Regions from separate parts of the Homo sapiens genome. Here region 2 is linked to region 1. A link is a loop called in an ENCODE intact Hi-C map of the cell type or tissue named here. Cell type or tissue: heart left ventricle. All regions are shown on one strand.

Region 1 (2,500 bases):
CTGCGCCCGGCAGGGTCTTACTCTTCTTTCTAGCCCCTGAAACCTAGCATAGAATCAACTATGAGCACAGGCACTTAATCTATGCTTGTTAAACTAAAAATTTACATAAGATATTAAGTCATTTCAGAAACTCAAAAAAATGCAAAAATAGGTAAACTCGCATACAAGAAATACAGAAACTAAAAATTTCAACTTAACTCTCCAAAGAAAGAGCAAGAGCTTCTCCATTTTTTGCAAAACCAGCTGGAAAAAAAAAAAAGACATCTGGGGAGAGCTCAGTCACTTTTCAACCAGCATTTTTTTTGTTGTTTTTTTAACCACTATTACCACAGGTTCTCTTAACTAGATTCTCTCATTATCTGCCCTGCTGGGACCAAAAGCTGAGTAGCACCTTCTTTTGGAAGCTAATTCTTAATCAAATTCCTCCTCAAAATGTGGACCTTCTTGAAGTTTCCTCCGCAAGAAACTACTGTTAGTTTCTGAAGTAGGATGCAAAATTTAAGGTGCTAAGTACGGGAGAGCATGAGTCCTAGACATCTTAGCTATAAGGTATCAGAACTTCAGCTTTACAGCTTTTTACTTAATTTTTATATACAAGGGGCACAAATGAAATGGGCAAAGACTTGTCAGAGTTAGCACATCCATGGTAGAAGAGTGTGTTCCTACAATTATATAGTCCTCCATGTTTGATGAGACAGTTCTTACTCAAACGGTCTCACTGCACACTTCATTGAAAGAAGCTCTTTGTTGTCAAACTTATAACTAATTATGTCAACATAAGAAATTTAGTTTTGAGGCCAGGCGCAGTGGCTCACGCCCGTAATCCCAGCACTTTGGGAGGCCGCGGCGAGGGGATCACGAGGTCGAGATCGAGACCATCCTGGCCAACCAATATGGTGAACCCCGTCTCTACTAAAAATACAAAAATTAGCTGGGCGTAGTGGCACGCGCCCATAGTCGCAGCTACTCGGGAGGCTGAGGCAGGAGAATCCCTTGAAACCGGGAGGCGGAGGTTGCAGTGAGCCAAAATCGCGCCACTGCACTCCAGCCCAGTCGACAGAGCAAGACTCTGTCTCAAAAAACAAAAACAAAAACAAAGAAGAAATTTAGTTTTAGGTTTTTCAGAGAGCTTTCAAATTTAAATGTCCACATCTTTTGACATAACAATTCCCAGTTTAAGAATTTACGTTATAAAAATTCTCAACCAGGGGCTGAGTGCGATGACTCACTCAGTACTCCCAGCACTTTGGGAGGCTAAGGCAGGAGGATCACTTGAGGTCAGGAGTTCAGAGACCAGCCTGGCCAACATGGCAAAACTCCGTCTCTACCAAAAAATACAAAAATTAGCCGGGTGTGGTGGCACACACCTGTAATCCCAGCTGCTCAGGAGGCTGAAGCATGAGAATCCCTTGAACCCGGCAGGTGGAGGTTTCAGTGAGCAGAGATCGCGCCACTGCACTCCAGCCTGGGCGAGACCAAGACCCTGTTTCAAAAAAAAAAAAATTTTTTTTAAACTTCTCAACAAGAAGTCTGATGGCATACACGTAGGTACACTTGAATAAAGTTACTATGAAAAGGATGGCTAAATTATTGCACACCTATGCTGAACAATGCATCTGTTGGTTACAAAAGAGAACTATTTGTACCTACATTGAAGATTCTTCAGGATACATTATTTAGTAAAAGCACAAATTATAAACAGTATGATTTCATTACTATATTCAAAGATGTCTGTGGACACATGCATAGAGCTTCTAGAAAATATATTCAGCAACGAGTGTAAGCAAGCCCTGGGAACTACTAGAGAGAGTGAGGATTGAAAAACATTTTCCACATTTTATGTATTTTGAATTAATCTGAATGTGCACATATGTAAAAATTATCAACCTGTTTAATATTTATACAATCTGTTGTATCTATGTTGTATCTGAACAAAAAAGGTAATACATGCTCATTGTAAATTAAAAACACACCACCTGCAGATTATTACTTGAGTCCACATCCCAAAAGAGAACAAAGATCTTCCATGTTTCTGTTATCACCATCAAATCTATTTACATCCATCCAGCTTCCCCATCTGAATCTCAAGGAGAAAAATACAACGGCTTCCATTGGAATGACTACTGGGTGACGTTGTATTCATCCTTTACACACATTGTCCAACAGGATCCTATGAAGCATCATGTCCATTCTAACTTCCCAAGACCTCAAATTCCTCATCCTCAAGCTACAGCATGCATTTAGTAAGTGGAGCTGGAAATCAAGCCCAGATCTAGACCTCATATCCCACAAAACAAGCCCAGATCTAGACCTCATATCCCACATCCTCCTGGCTTTTCCCTTCAGTTCAACAAAGACACATGTGGCAAGCAACCAGTCTCCTCACCGAGAGGTTTCAGCATAGTTTCTCCTTCCTACTCTCCTGTTCCTCAGCAGTATCTCACATTCAAGACATTTTTTTCTGCATGTCAGGGTCATACAAAACTTGCTAACAAGCTGA
Region 2 (2,500 bases), 190 kb before region 1:
AGGCTTCACCCTCATGACCTAACTACCTCCCAAAGACCCCCCTCCTAATGCTATCACCTTGGGGGTTTCAACATATGAATTTCGGAGGGACACAAACATTCAATCTATACCAGAGTGATTGTTTGGCTTTGTTTGATTTCTGTTGTATTTTGATGTGTTTTTCTCTGGGGGTTATTTTGTTAGAGGGAATCTTAGAGGTTAACATCATCCAGATGACAGACGTCCTGATGCCGGTGCCATGGCCTGAAAGCTCCCTAATAGACTTTGTCGTGACCTGCCAAGGGAGGTGAGTATATTATCTCCGACAGAGGCATGGGTGGGTCAACTGAGGACCTCAAGTCTGAACAAAGGCATTGACCACCAGTTACCCCTTTTAAGTTGATTTGAATTCCTATTGATTTGAATTCCTATTTACTGGTAACCCTAGACAGGAAGGTCCCTAGGAGGTGCTATCAAGCACACACATGTTTTGCTACAGTTGAGCAATTGAGAAAGCTTTAACAATTAAGTTGAATAATAATTATGATAACTGTTTGAACACTTAACTGAATTTTTTAACACCTTATACCTGTTCTCATATTGAATCCTCACAACAATCGTATGAGCCTCCCCATTTTGCAGATGAGGCAACTGAGGCCACCAGTGATCACAAAACTTGCCTACCAATGGAATGCTGGTGGCCAGGAGAGAGCAGCTCACAGGAGTGCTCTTAAGCTCCCAGGTAGTTGTCTATGCTAACATTAATAGCAACGCCTGATAATCCTCTCTCTTTAGAATTTACAAAGCTCTTTCCAATGCATTATATAATTTGGTTTCCTATGATTTGGTCATGACCATATGTAATAAACTAAATATAAATGAATGAATATATAAATACTATATCGATTAACTAAATATACATTAGCAAATCATTTGCATATAATATATAAATTACCTGATTAAAATATATGTGTGTGTAGATACATAAATTAATCAGGAGAATGAAGTGGTATGAAGATGTGGCCTTATTTGGTAGAAGAGAAGAGCTAAGAAGCTCTCCACCTTGGGGAGAGGACCAGAATGAGGGTGAGGGTGGCAGAAAACAGTGAAAGCTGACCCAGGGAGTGAAGCTGCTGCGAGAGGCCTGGCTGGTGAGAAGGGGGACTGTCCCCATCCCAGGCCCCGCCCCATGAGTCCAGCATCAGAGCCTGGTCTCTCCATCTAAGAAGGCTGCCATGAGATAGCGGTCAGGACAGCAATGGCAGGTAGCCCAGCATCAAGGACAGATGAGTCAAACCTCTTCTGTTCAAGTCCCAGCTCCACCCCTGGCTGCTTGTATGACCTGGACTCGTTAATCTCTCTCCCTGATTTGTCATCTGTTAAACTGGGGTAATGTTACTTTCTTCAAAAAGCTATTGAGAGAGGCTGGGTGCTGTGGCTCATACCTGTAATTTCAGCACTTTGGGAGGCTGAGGCGGTTGATCACCTGAAGTCAGGAGTTTGAGACCAGCCTGGCCAACATGGTGAAACCCCATCTCTACTAAAAATACAAAAATTAGCCAGGAGTGGTGGCAGGTGCCTGTAATCCCAGCTACTCGGGAGGCTGAAGCAGGAGAATCTCTTGAACCTAGGAGGCAGAGGTTGCAGTGAGCCAAGATCATGCCATTGCACTCCAGCCTGGGCAACAAGAGCAAAACTCTGTCTCAAAACAAACAAACAAACAAAAAAACTATTGAGAGGAATAAGCAAGATCATGTCATATATCTAAAACTCACTCAGAACAAAGGTCTCTGAGGAAAGATAAATAAATAAATAAAATTCAGTGCCCGGCACATAATAAGTCCTGCAAAAACAGCTGCTGCTGTTGCTGTTACACTTCTACAGGAACCTAGGCAGGGCCAACTATGGCATCTAATAATATGTCTGCCTAACACCCAAGCTATCTGCATCTTCGAACATTCTAGGGATGTAGAAGGAATATAGAGGGAGTGAGCTGGGCTTCACGTGGTTTCCATCAGCCCCTTCCCCTGGGGGAGATCTTTTTTTTCTCCTCCACCCCAGGGCCTCACTTTCCTGAGGATGCAGAGAAAGGCATAGCTCAGCGCACAGGCTTGCTTAAGAGCAGATTATAAGACTAACAATTCAGCATCTTATAGTTTGAGTAACAATGAGGTGGAATTCAATTTCATAGAAATGTAATGACTTTCCCTTTGTAAAATGGATCTGACCTTCCTCTCTCCCCTTCTCTGTGCCCTGTGCGCCCTCGCCCACCTCCCCTGTCGCAGCATTCCCACGGAGGTCTGTACCATCATTTCTGACCCCACCTGCGAGATCACCCAGAACACAGTCTGCAGCCCTGTGGATGTGGATGAGATGTGTCTGCTGACTGTGAGACGAACCTTCAATGGGTCTGGGACGTACTGTGTGAACCTCACCCTGGGGGATGACACAAGCCTGGCTCTCACGAGCACCCTGATTTCTGTTCCTGACAGAGGTGAGTTTTGTTTTATGGCCATATGAG

The links. Peaks named below come from ENCODE experiments on the same cell type or tissue, not always from the same donor. Only the 100,000 strongest peaks of a DNase experiment are listed, where the experiment ranks them.
Region 2: it touches region 1 in a loop (3-fold over the local background); 73 of 110 quality-filtered maps call a loop at or near these places.

What each region holds. Positions count from the first base shown.
Region 1 is chr7:23,455,973-23,458,472 of GRCh38, forward strand. The region is part of intron 2 of IGF2BP3 (insulin like growth factor 2 mRNA binding protein 3); the gene reads right to left. Among named protein-coding and RNA genes, the nearest start is that of IGF2BP3, 13 kb to the right of the region's middle. In heart left ventricle, no CTCF peak of the experiment used is centred here; no DNase peak of the experiment used is centred here; H3K27me3 peaks cover 2,412 bases.
Region 2 is chr7:23,267,703-23,270,202 of GRCh38, forward strand. GPNMB (glycoprotein nmb) reads left to right here. Exons shown (of 11, transcript NM_002510.3): 8 at 184-286; 9 at 2,265-2,473. Among named protein-coding and RNA genes, the nearest start is that of GPNMB, 22 kb to the left of the region's middle. In heart left ventricle, no CTCF peak of the experiment used is centred here; a DNase peak (open chromatin) is centred at 1,166.